Linked DNA regions of Homo sapiens: region 2 is linked to region 1. Evidence: chromatin contacts called from ENCODE Hi-C or POLR2A ChIA-PET data. All regions are on one chromosome and are shown on one strand. The core of a region is the stretch at or near the end of the contact, and the rest is flanking DNA. Distances in the headings are between cores, read along the strand shown. Region 1 holds the start of BCL7B (BAF chromatin remodeling complex subunit BCL7B). Region 2 holds the start of LIMK1 (LIM domain kinase 1).

Region 1 (6,690 bases), core at 1,364-3,863:
ACCATATCAAATTGCCATTTTTGTAGGTTAATTAGTCAAATACAGGAGGCCAGGCACAGTGGCTCACATCTGTAATTCCAGCACTTTGGGAGGTCATGGTGGGAGGACCACTTGGAATTCAGGAGTTCAAGACCAGCTTGGCCAACATGGTGAAACCCGGTCTCCACAAAAATACAAAAAATTAGCTGGGTGTGGTGGTGTACACTTATAATCAGCTACTCGGGAGGCTGAGGCAGAATTGCTTGAACCCGGGAAGCAGAGGTTGCCGTGAGCCAAGATCGCACCATTGCACTCCAACGTGGGTGACAGAGCAAGACTCTGTCTCAAAAAAAAAGAAATCAAATATAGGAAATGTCTTATGAGTCCATCTAATACAACTGTGGAAAGGTCTATGAAGGAGACTTGATCTAGATTGGGAATCTCAAGTGGTAAACCTAAGGAAGCAACTTTTGAGCTGAGCTAGGAGTTAACTCGGCAAGAGGGAGGAGAGGAGAGAGGAAGAAGAATGCCAGGCGGCAGGAAGAGCAGAGTGACTTCATTGGTAAGACAGCGGGCATCCTGGGAAAGAGCCAGCCAAGTGAGGCAGGAAGGAGGGCCTTCTTCAGTATTTATCCTAAAAGCAAGAAGGGAACCACTGAAGCATTACTAGGGGTGCTAGGATAAGATGCACATTTTATATATTTTTTTACAGATGGGGTCTCACTGTGTTGCCCAGGCTGGAGTGCCATGGCATGATCATAGTTCACTGCAGCCTCAACTCCTGGGCTCCAGCGATCCTCCCACCACAGCCTTCCAAATAAGGCTGTGCACTTTAAAAAGGTCACTCCGCTACTCGGAAGAGAGAAAAATAAAATCACTCAGTGCAAATGAACAGACTGGGGAATGAGCAAGAGCAGAAGCAGAGAGTTTACAGGGAGGCTGGTACAGAGTTCCAGGTGACAGGGGATGGCCCTTCAGCCTAGCCTGCTAGGGGCGGGGGGGTCAAAAATGGGGAGAAGAGAAAGGTGTACCTGTTCTTAGGTTTCACCAAAACCTCGGAGGATTAAAGGTGGACGAGGAAAACCATGAGTATGTTAAACTAATATTTATACTGAAACCCAACTATATATGAAGCCCTCAGACATAAAAAAGAGAAGGAACTTCCCTCTTGTGGGGAAATGGACAGATAAACACACAAATAAAGTCCAACGTACCAACGACCTTAAAGGAGGTAAAGGGATGGGAGGAGTTAAGGAAAGCTTCCTGGCGGGAGGTAACATCTACTTGAACTTTTATTTTCTGTAGAGACGGGGTCTCACTATGTTGCCCAGGCTGGTCTCAAACTCCTGGCCTCAAGCGATCCGCCCACCTCAGCCTCCCAAAGTGCTGGGATTACATGCCTGAGCCACCTCACCTAGCCAGACCTGGGTTTTTAAATTATTAGTAGTAATTGGCTATACAAAAGAGCTGACGAAGTTGGCTGTGAAAGTTTAATGTGATGACTCCGATACACACCGATATAGTATGTATCGGAGTTCCGGATACTAAACAGGGGCTCAATCGGCATCTTCCATGAACATTTTAGACACGGGGTCTCTCTCCGTAGCCCAGGCTGGAGTGCCGTGGCACGATCATAGCTCACTGCAGCCTCCAACTCCTGGGTCCCAGCAATCCTCCCACCACAGCCTCCCAAGTAAGGATGTGCACTTTAAAAAGACCACTCTGCTACTTGGAAGTGAGAAAAATAAAATCACACAGTGCAAATGATGAACGGACTGGGGAATGAACAAGAGCAGAAGCAGGGAAATTAGAGGGAGGCTGGTACATAGTTTGCAAAGGACTCTCCTGACAGCCGCCGGGGCAGCAAGAGAAAATGCCTACCAAGCTCGCGGCGCAGGGGCCGGTTACTGGGGGAAAGGGAGGGGTATCCCTCTGGATGACACCAGGCTTGCTCCCTTGACAGATGGACTAACCCAGAAACTCACCCAACTTCAACGCCTGAATACGCAGAGCGCTCAGCCTGGCGGGCTGACACCACTCCAGGGCTACTCGCTATTATCAAGAGGAAGCCTGGAAACGCAGGCGGGGCCACTGCCCAGGAAGAGGGGAGGGCGGGCCCCGGGCTGGGCCGGGCGCGGGCACCGACGCCAGGCAGCTCCAGTCCGGGCCGGAAGCCGGAATCCCCTCCCAGGCGGCGCGCGGCAGCAGCCGCAGCAGGTGGGCGGGCCCGCGAGCCGGGAGGACCGCTGATTGGCCGCGGCCGGCGCGCCCTCTGACCTCACGCCGACGCCAGCGGCGCCCTCCTCCCGCCTTCTCCCGCACCCCCCTCCCCCAGCGCCGGCCGGTCGGCTCCCACCTGACCCGCCAGTCCCACGCTCCTCAGGGCCTGGATCCGCGACCCCCGCCAGCCCCCTAAGCTCCGGCCCCTCACCATTTCCGCACTTTCTCGATGGCCGCCATCACCTTCTTGATGTCGTCCTTGGCCCGGCTGCGGGTCTCCGCCCGGACCGACCGGCCCGACATGGCGGCGGCGGGAGCGGCGGGGGCCGGGGCACTGCTCCCAAGACACCGGGGATCGCGCGCCTCACGCGCCGCCGCCCGCCCGCCGCCGCCGCAGCGTCACAGCGGCCGTCGCCCCCTCCGTGCGCGCGTGCGCGAGAAAGCGCGCGCACCCGCCCGCCCCTTGGGGCTCACGGCCTCAGCGCGCCTGCGCGCCCCGCCCGGGGCGTCCCTCCTGAGTGCCCCGGGAGTCCCCTGAGCCCCCTACCCGGGCCGGGGTGCGAGGCGGGTTGGGCGCACGTGCTTGTGGTCAGGGCGAGGTGCGAGGTGCCGCCGGTGGGCAACCTGGTTCTCTTCCCTGAGAGTTTGGAGGTCGGCTCCCTGCTCTGGCCAGCGTGTTAGGAACCTGACCCTGTGGAACCGCACTCCTGCGCCATCTCTGTCCTCCCGCCTCTCCTGCCCAGCACCTTTGCCCTCTGGCTCCTACGCTGTGCTCCAACCACGCCTTTCTTAAGGATGGCTTCCGGTCTTTGCACACACCTGTTCCTCACCTGGAATCCCCTCCTCTCTTTACCAGATGAACTGCTTTCCCAGCATTCAGACCACATTCTTGCCTTTTCTCGAGTATCTAGTAGTCCCAAGTATTTGGGAGGCTGAAGCGGGAGGATCACTTGACCCCAGGAATTTGAGGCTGCCGTCAGCTATGATATGATCGCACCTGTGAATAGCCACTGCACTCCAGCCTGGGCAACATATGGAGACCCCATGTCTAAACGAGACCCCGTCTCTAAAGTAAATAAATAAAAAGATGTCTATTTTGTGCAAGACTCTGTACCTAAAGCTGAAGACATACGTGGTTTTGGTTTCAAAGAGCTTCCAGTTTGTTTATTTATTGAGACGGAGTCTCGCTCTGTGACTCAGGCTGGAGTGCAGTGGTGTGATCTCCGCTCACTGCAACCTCCGCCTCCCGGGTTCAAGCGGTTCTTCTGCCTCAGCCTCCTGAGTAGCTGGGATTACAGGCGGGTGCCACCACGCCCAGCTAATTTTTGTAATTTTAGTAGAGACGGGGTTTTATCATGTTGGTCAGGCTGGTCTGGAACTCCTGACCTCGTGATCTGCCCGCCTTGGCCTCTCAAAGTGCTGGGATTACAGGCGTGAGCCACCACGCCTGGCCTTTTTTTTTTTGAGACGGAGTCTCGCTCTTTTGCCCAGGCTGGAGTACAGTGGTGTGATCTCGGCTCACTACAATCTCCGCCTCCCGGGTTCAAGCAATTTTCTGTCTCAGCCTTCCGAGTAGCTGGGATTATAGTCGTCCGCCATCACACCCAGCTAATTTTTTTATTTTTAGTGGAGATGGGGTTTCACCATGTTGGTCAGGCTGGTCTTGAACTCCTGACCTCGTGATCCACCTGCCTCGGCCTCCCAAAGTACTGGGATTACAGGCGTGAGCCACCGCACCCGGCCCAGTTTATTTATTCATGTGGAGAGGGGATCTCACTATGTTGTCCAGGCTGGTCTTGAACTCCTGGTCTCAAGGGATCCTCACAAAGTGCTGGGATTACAGGCATGAGCCACTGTGACTGGCTGAGCTTCCAGTTTAGTAGAACATTCAGACGAAAAAAAAATATTTATTTTTTACTTTTACTTATTTTTTGGTACAGGGCCTTGCTCAAGTGATCCTTCTGCCTCAGCCTCCTGTGTAGCTGAGACCACAGGCGAGGGCCACCATGCCTCGCTGACATTTTTTTTTTTTTTTTTTTGGTAGAGACAGGGTCTTCCTATGTTGCCCAGGTTGGTCTTGAACACCTGGACTCAATTGATCCTCCTTCCTCGGCCTCCCACAGTGCTGGGATTGCAGACGTGAGTCACTGGGTCCAGCTTCCCAAAGCATATTTAAAATGCTATTTGATAAATGCTAGCCTAGGCGGAGCATGGTGGCTCACGCCTGTAATCCCAGCACTTTGGGAGGCCAAGGTGGGTGGATCATTTGAGGTCAGGAGTTTGAGATCAGCCTGTCCAACGTGGCAAAACCCCATCTCTACTAAACATACAGAATTAGCTGCTTGGAAAGCTGAGGCAGGAGAATCGCTTGAACCCAGGAGGTGGAGGTTGCAGTGAGCCAAGATCGCACCATTGCACTCCAGCCCGGGCAACAAGAACAAAACTCCATCTTGGAAAAAATAAATTAATTAAACAAATAAGTAAAATGCTATTTGATAAATGCCAGCTTAAGTAGGGGAGGGGAGGTGTAAGATGCTATGGCTTTTATTCCTAGTCTGCAGCAAAGAAAAAAGAGGTGTTATGACAACCTTAATCTTGAAGCTGACCTCTAAAAATAGGGTAGGTGCTGTTACTCCCAGGGCAGTGTTCACAGATGCTACAGATGCTCAATAAATGTTTGCATGAATGTTGAATCCAGTGCAAGCTCTTGTCCTCTTTGCCCCCACCCAATTGCAGGCAGGTGTCACCCACGCTTGCAGTATGCGGAGAGGGTCCTGTAGCAGCTGTTTCAGGACACAGCTTGGGACAGAAAGCAGATTGGTAGTGGCTGTTCTCACCTATAAAGAAACTAATTTCCATGTGCTCCAGAGAAATGCCTAGCTAGCCCTGAACTTGAGACAGCCTCTGATTATGAGTCAGCCTTTCATGATCAAGCAACATAGGGCAAGCATATGTCATCTTACTGGCGAGGGGGCCAGAAATAGCTTCTGCCTGACTGAGGAGTGCAAAAGCTGAACCAGCATGTGGAGTGAAAAGATGATTCTAGAAATAACGGGATCAAAGGTGGCACATTTGTTGTTCAGACCCAGCCGATCCAAAATAACCGCAGATTGCCTAAGCACCTGCTGTACGCCCTAGCACAGTGGACACTGCAGGTGATGTGAAGTTGAGTAAGACACACTCCTTGTCCTTGGGGTGAAGGTGAGGAAAGCAGTAGAAAGGCAGAACATACGTGCCAAGAGAGAGGCCAGCCCTTGAGACTTCTCCAGTTCTGCCCATAGATCCCCCTGGTTGAGGCACACAGCCCCTGTGTCTGTCTCACCCTTGTCCAAATCCTCCCACGTGAGGTTTCTTGTCTGTAGCTTCCTTCTCGTCCACAGCCCAGCGCTCCTCCCAGCTGCACAGGTTCCCTGCACACATGTCTCCCCCAGCTCACCCAGCCAGTCGTCTTCCTGGGGCAAAGTCCCAGAGACCCCCCCAACCTTGTTTTCTCCCTACATTTGTCCACCTAGTCCTACATTCCCCACCTCATCTTCCACTGGGGCTCGGTCTGTGTAAGAGAGTGATCAAAGTGGGCACCTACCACCTATTCCTCATAGCCTACCCAAATGCTCTGTGTTGATACCCTTTTTTTTTCTTTTTCTTTCTTTTTTAGACAGAGTTTCGCTCTTGTCACCCAGGCTGGAGTGCAGTGGCGCAGTCTCGGCTCACCGCAACCTCCGCCTCCCTGGTTCAAGCCATTCTCCTGCCTCAGCCACCTGAGTAGCCGGGATTACAGGCATGCGCCACCACGCCTGGCTAATTTTGTATTTTTAGTAGAGACGGGGTTTCTCCATGTTGGTCAGGCTGGTCTCGAACTCCCGACCTCAGGTGATCCGCCTGCCTCGACTTCCCAAAATGCTGGGATTATAAGCATGAGCCACTGCGCCCAGCCTCTTTTCTTTTTTTCCCTTAAGACGGAGTTTTGCTTTTGTTTCCCAGGCTGGAGTGCAGTAGTGCGATCTTGGCTCACTGCAACCTCCGCCTCCTGGGTTCCAGTGATTCTCCTGCTTCAGCCTCCTGAGTAGCTGGGACTAGAGGTGCCCACCACCACACTCGGCTAATTTTTTGTGTTTTTAGTAGAAACGGAGTTTCACCATGTTGGCCAGGCTTGCCTCGAGCTCCTGACCTCAGGTGATATACCCACCTCGGCCTCCCAAAGTGCTGGGATTACAGGCGTGAGCCACCACACCCAGCCTGACACCATTTTCTTAAAATAATAATAATAATAATAATAATAATAATAATCAGGTCCGGCACGGTGGCTCACACCTGTAATCCCAGCACTTTGGGAGGCCGAGGCTGTTGGATCAGAAGGTCAGGAGTTCGAGACCAGCCTGGCCAATATGGTGAAACCCCGTCTCTACTAAAGACACAAAAAATTAGCTGGGTGTGGTGGCGCGCGCCTGTAATCCCAGCTACTAGGGAGGCTGAGGCAGGAGAATCACTTTA
Region 2 (6,434 bases), core at 88-2,587, 530 kb after region 1:
GCCTTCTTTCTCATGAGAAATTAAAAATTCTGGCCAGGCGTGGTGGCTCACACCTGTAATCCCAGCACTTTGGGAAGCCGAGGAGGGTGGATCACCTGAGGTCAGGAGTTCAGGACCAGCCTGGTCAACATGGTGAAACCTCATCTCTACTAAAAATACAAAAATTAGTCGGTCATGGTGGTGCACGCCTGTAATATCAGCTACTCGGGAGGCTAAGGTGGGAGAATTGCTTGAACCTGGGAGGTGGAGACTGCGGTGAGCCGAGATCCCGCCACTGCACTCCAGCCTAGGCAACAGAGCGAGACCGAATCTAAAAAAAGAAAAAAAAAATCTAGTATTTTCTTCCCACCCCACGTAATTGTTTTGCACCCAGGGGTGAGTGCCCCCCACTTTGCAGACGTGCCTAGACCTCTCCCCACAAACATGATGACTAGAGTTGGAGCTGGGCTAGCGCTGCCTCTTGTTCACTGGGTTCACGTGGGCACGTGGCTCCACTCCGGTCACTGCTTCCTGGGCAGAGGGATGACGTGGAAGGTAGACCTAGGGGGGACAGGGTTGCTTCCTGCCCATGTCCAGCATTCTAGAATTGTCCACATCTAGGCAGGGCGTTCCACCATCAGTGCTGGACTGGACCACCCAATTCCTTTGGACGCTTGACTCAGCCCAAACCCGTGCTCCCTCCAGGACCCTGGGCAGGGCAGCCCCAGCTCCAGGTAATCGGCACTGAGAAGAGTACACCTGTCACCGCCTGGCAGGGGCTCGCTCCTTTCTCTGGTGCTGCTCATTCGCGAGGCCTGAGACGCGGACCGTCACCTTCCCCGGGCCCAGCCTGGCCTCAATGCAGGCCTCAGAGAGAGGGACAAAACCCGGCCCGCCTCCCTCCCCTCCCCAAGGCGACCACCAGTGTCCTGGGGGTCCACAGGGCCTCTCCAGCTCTGATCCGAGTTCCCGGCTGCAGCTGGTTTGGGTCTGTGGGGGCCTCGCGCAGGGAAGCGGAGGCCCCTTCTCTAGGCTCCTACATCCTCCTGGCCTGCCCCAGCAGAGCTAGCGGCCCTCCGAGACAGCTGGGCCTCGCAGCTCCCAGCCGAGGCCTGTCGCTGGGAGAAAGAAGAATGAATGAAGGGCGGAAGGGGCGGGGAGGGGCGGGGCGCGCCGCGCCAGCTCGCGGCGCCCCCAGGCCGGGCCGCAGCGGGGCGTGGCCTCTAGAGGCGTGGCCTTGGGCGTGGGGGCGGGGTTTTCTGGTGGGGGCGGGGCCGCGCAGGGCCGTTCCCGCCGCCGGCCGCCCGCGCCCCGCCCCCGTGCCGCAGCTCACAGGCCCCGCCTCGGTCCGCCCCTCCGCTCGCTCCCCAAGCCGCCGCGGCGCCGAGCCGGTTTCCCCGCCGGTGTCCGAGAGGCGCCCCCGGCCCGGCCCGGCCCGGCCCGCGCCCTCCGCCCCCGCCTCCCCGGGCCGGCGGCGGTGGGCGAGCTCGCGGGCCCGGCCGCCCCCAGCCCCAGCCCCGCCGGGCCCCGCCCCCCGTCGAGTGCATGAGGTTGACGCTACTTTGTTGCACCTGGAGGGAAGAACGTATGGGAGAGGAAGGTGCGCGGGCCGCGGGGTGTGGGGCGAGGGCCTGGAGGGGGTGCCCGGGGCAGCGTGGGGCACGGGAGGGGGCCGGGTCTGCCAGGAGGCCGCGCCCCTGCCTCCTCCGGGATGAGCTCGTCCTTACGAAGCCCGCAGGCCCCTCCCTGTCCCCCTCCCGCCCGGGATCCCCCTCCCCGGCCCCCGGCGAGCTGCCCTCCTGCGGGTCTGGGGGCCCCTGGACCCTTTTTCCTCCTCCCACGTCCCCCCGCGAAGGACTCCCAGACACTGCCCACCCCGCGTCGGCCTCCATCCGCGTGCTCTGTCCACCACCCGGGCCTCGCCCTGGGGCCACCCTTTATCCAGTCTCGGAAGAAAGAGCGGCTGGGGAAGCCGCAGCCCCGGGTCCCAGTGGCCGCCGGGCGCCTGCCCGGCTCTGTGACCTTGAGCCAGGCGCTGACTTCCTGGTCCTCAGTTTCCCCTTCTGTACATTTGGAAACTGGGTAGTTGCCCCCCCGGTGTCGGTGATTGGGGGCCAGATGGGTAGAGCGGAGATAGGCGTCCAGGAAGCCGGAGGCCGTGTACTGCGGGAGCCTCATCCACTCTCCCTGTCCGTGCCCCAAACCCGGTGCCTGCCCTCAGTCTTGGCTGGGAGCATGACTCATCCTAACCTCCTCTTTAGCCCCTTCTCCCTCACTGGGGCCCAAGGCGCAGTACTGCACTGCAGTTAGGGTTCAAGGACTCCCCCAGCCTAGGACAGGGTCTGGGGGCCCCTCCTTGGATCTCCTTCGCTGACCTGTCACTTAGATCCACCTGGCCCCAAGGCAGGGCCTGACTCCACACCTCCCCCTGCCACCAACTCTTCCCAGGCCCATGAAAACCTGATTGGGGTAGGGGCCCACCTTCCTGTAGCCCCTGCCTACCTAAGGTACCTGCGTCTTCACAGAGGGTCAGGCTGTTGTGGCCTTGGGACCTAGCTATGTGACTGGGCAAGCCATGCCATCTCTGGGGCTCAGTCTCCCCTTCTGTACAGTGGAGAGGGGCAGGTCTGGGGCATTTTCCAGGGCCCACCAGCTCCAAGGGTGCCAGGCCCCAAGGATGACTAAGCATGCCTGTGGCTGGCTAGAGGAGGTGCCAGGCCTCCCTGGGACAGGTGTCTGGGAGTACCCAGGTCTGCAGCCCCCTCCCCTTGCCAAGCCAGGGCATTCATTGCCAAGGATCTGTTAGGGCCGGCACCTCCAGGCTTCCTGCCCTTGACCTCCCAGCTGGCTTCAGCCCAGGATGCACTAATCCAGCCCTGTCCAGTCCCTGCCTTTGAAGGGCCCTCTTAGTACTTCTTCCTGGGCAGGAGAGGGAAGAAAGGAGGCTGTGATAGGAATGTCACCCACTGCCTTATCCCTAAAGCCACTGCTTCCTTTCTCCTCATTTACCTTGCCAGATCCAATGCTATAGCGGGAGGATGGACCTGATCCTCCTCCTAAGCTGATACATAGGGAAACAGGGCCAGAGAAGCTTGGCAACCTAGTCAGTATCTCAGCAAGACTCAGGCCAGCGCCCTTTCTTCTCCTATTTGGCACAGCGACTGCCCTGCCTGGGCGCTGCACATGTGCAGTGTGCGAGGATTGGTGCAGGTGTAGGTATATGTGGGGTGGGCAGGGCAAGCTGGGCCTGCACCAGATCACACTTCCTGAGAATGCTTCCCAACTCCCTTCCCACCCTGCAGGAAGCGAGTTGCCCGTGTGTGCAAGCTGCGGCCAGAGGATCTATGATGGCCAGTACCTCCAGGCCCTGAACGCGGACTGGCACGCAGACTGCTTCAGGTAGGGTGGGGTGCCCAGGGCCTGTGTTGCCCTAAACAAGGCCTGCCAGAGAGGACAGGCTGGTCAAGGAATGGGGGAGGCCGGGATATGCCTCCTGGTGCCGTCCCCTATTGTGACTTCGTGGCCTTAATTTACCATTTATGACATGAGGTGTTTTGACTAGAAAATCCCTACAGGCCTTCCTGTTGTCATTTTATTTATCTATTTTTTTTTCTTTTTGAGACGGAGTCTCGCTCTGTCACCCAGGCTGGAGTACAGTGGTGCGATCTTGGCTCATTGCAACCTCTTCCTCCTGGGCTCACGCAGTTCTCCTGTGTCAGCCTCTGGAGTAGCTGGGATTACAGGCGTGCACCACCACGCCCAGCTAATTTTTGTATTTTTAGTAGAGACGGGTTTTGCCATGTTAGCCAGGCTGGTCTGAAACTTCTGACCTCAAGTGATCTTCCCACCTCAGCCTCCCAAAGTGCTGGGATGACAGACATAAACCACCGCTCCTGGCCTCATTTTATTTTCTTTTATGTATTTTTCTTTTTTCGAAATGGTCTTGCTCTGTTGCCCAGGCTGGAGTGCAGTGGTGCCATCTCGGCTCATTGCAACCTCCATCTCCCGGGCTAAAGTGATCCTCCTACTTCAGCCTCCCGAGTAGCTGGGATTATAGGTATACACCACAATGCTCAGCTAATTTTTTAAATTTTGTGTAAAGACAGGGTCTCACTATTGAGACCCAGGCTGGTCTTGAACTTGTGACCTCAAGCAATCCTCCTGCCTTGGCCTCCGAAAGTGCTAGGCTTACAGGCGTGAGCTAACGCCTTGGCCTCTGTTGTCATCCTAGATCTCTGAGATCTAAATCTTAGAGAGGATGGGAGAGACCTCCAATTGAGCCAGTGCCTGCAATTCAGCCCCCTGCTGGCACCCAGACAGGGGGAAGAGTTGGAAGGAATGTCCCTCCTGCCTTCTGGGTGTTCATGCTCTTGCAGGGAGGGAAGACAAACCAGGCCTTAAGGGAAACCAGGCCACCCTCAGTGTCTTCCAGGCTGCTTGCGAACATGCATAACCCAGTCACACCAGCCCCAGTGTCCAGACACACACCCACAGGTAGGAAGAAAGTAGGGTCAGGGTTGTGGCGGAGGATAAAGAGTACATGAGGACCTGAAGGTCACCCAGTAGGACCATCCTGAGAAGCCAGGAGCAGGGGTCTACCTGCCTTGAGCCAGAGCAGGGCCAGAGCAGGGGTCTCAAAGGATGTGAGATTTCCTGGGTAGAAAAGTAGAGTGGAGGTGGGGCGTGGTGGCTCACACCTATAATCCCATCACTTTTTGGGGCTGAGGTGGGCAGATCACTTGAGTTCAGGAGTTCGAGACAAGCCTGGGCAATATGGCAACACCCTGTCTCCACTGAAAATACAAAAAATTAGCCGGGCGTGGTGGCGCATGCCTGTAGTCCCAGCTACTCAAGAGGCTGAGGTGGCAGGGTTACTTGAGCCTGGGAGGTGGAGGCTGCAGTGAGCTATGATCGCACCACTGCACTCTAGCCTGGGCAATAGAGCGAGACCCAGTCTCAATTTTTAAAAAAGAAAGAAAGAAAAACAAATGGTGTGGGAGAGAATTACAGGCATAGTCACCAAACAGCAAGGTTCAGGGGAGAAAACTCCATAAAAGGGTAGAAGGTGAAGCTTCTGGGATGCCCAGCAGGGGTCAAGACATCCACCACTAGGACTTTATTTTAGGCTTCTGCCTTGGTTTATTTTTTGGTTTTTGGTTTTTTTGAGACAGTCTTGTTGTGTCGCCCAGGCTGGGGAGCAGTGGCGCGATCCCTCCTCACTGCAACCTCCGCCTCCCAGGTTCAAGCGATTCTCCTGCTTCAGCCTCCCAAGTAGCTGGGATTACAGGTGTGCACCACCACGCCCGGCTAAGTTTTGTATTTTCAGTAGAGATAGGGTTTTGCCATGTTGGCCAGGCTGGTCTCGAACTCCTGACCTCAAGTGATCTGCCCGCCTCAGCCTCCCAAAATGCTGGAATTACAGGCATGAGCCACTGCACCTGGCCTCGGTTTGTTTTTTTGTTTCTTCTTTTCTTTTTTTTTACACAGGGTCTTGCTGTGTCACCCAGGCTGGCGTGCAGTGGTGAGATCATAGCCCACTGTAGCCTCCAGCTCCAACTGGTTCAAGCGATCCTTCTGACTCAGCCTCCCAAAGTGCTGGGATTACAAGCATAAGCCACCATGCCCAGCCTGTTTTTTCTTTTTTAGGAATAACGTCTAACGTTTTCTAACATTCAGTAAGGGACAACCCCTGTTCTAAGTACTTTGCATAGTTAGATATTAGTGCTGTCTTTGTTTTGCCAGAGAGAAAATTGGGACACAGAGAGGTTAATTCTCTTGATGAAAGTCACACAGCCAGTGAGTGAAATGAACACACTCAGTGTGGCTGAAAGGAGACAGACAGCATGCCCTGGGATTCTGCATCAGGTGCTCAGAAAGAGGCCTTCGGGGGGCAAGAGGGCTCTCAACAGGCAGAGGAAACCATCTGCACAGCGGTGGGATGGTGCGGACTGCTGAGGGAACAGGAACAGTTCCCTTGGAAGGAACAGAATAAGCTGAGGGATCCAACAAGAAACAAAGTTGAGACCGATTCGTGAAGGGCCTTGAATGCCAAGATAAGGAGTTTCAGAAGTCAGGATGGGGGTGGTGGCTCATCCCCGTAATCCCAGCACTTTGGGAGGCCGAGGCAGGCAGATCACTTGACCCCAGGAGCTTGAGACCAGCCTGGCCAACGTGGTGAAACCCCCGTCTCTACTAAATATTCAAAAATTAGCCAGGCATGGTGGCACATGACTGTAATCCAAGCTACTCGGGAGGCTAAGGAAGGAGAATCACTTGAACCTGGGAGGCGGAGGCTGCAGTGAGCTGAGATCACGTCACTGCACTCCAGCCTGGGAGACAGAGCGAGACTCCATCTCAAAAAAAAAAAAAAAAAAAAATAGAAGGGAGTCGGCAGAAAGCCAGGGAGGGGCTGGGGTGACATGCTGTTGAAGAATGCCATCCCAGTGGGCCGGTGG

The links. Hi-C counts contacts between places; a loop is a spot of excess contacts on that map. ChIA-PET counts read pairs that join two places held with the same protein, here RNA polymerase II (POLR2A). Pooled maps may share reads with other maps.
Region 2: a pooled map shows a loop between it and region 1 (14-fold over the local background). The contact joins the promoter of LIMK1 here to the promoter of BCL7B in region 1. A Hi-C loop is called at or near these places in 2 of 37 single-sample maps with no recorded cell type and 9 of 50 pooled maps. POLR2A ChIA-PET finds 5 or more read pairs at or near these places in 1 of 52 experiments (WTC11).

Annotation. Positions count from the first base shown.
Region 1 is chr7:73,555,077-73,561,766 of GRCh38, forward strand. It overlaps BCL7B (BAF chromatin remodeling complex subunit BCL7B), which reads right to left and starts at 2,614. Exons shown (of 6, transcript NM_001707.4): 1 at 2,411-2,614. The coding sequence starts at 2,502. RefSeq lists silencers at 1,950-2,399, 2,420-2,469, 2,490-2,599, 2,650-2,889.
Region 2 is chr7:74,082,467-74,088,900 of GRCh38, forward strand. It overlaps LIMK1 (LIM domain kinase 1), which reads left to right and starts at 1,338. Exons shown (of 16, transcript NM_002314.4): 1 at 1,338-1,579; 2 at 3,282-3,378. The coding sequence starts at 1,525. RefSeq lists enhancers at 38-716, 712-821, 717-1,395, 1,882-2,151, 2,663-3,262 and 1 more and silencers at 1,092-1,361, 1,482-1,531, 1,642-1,691.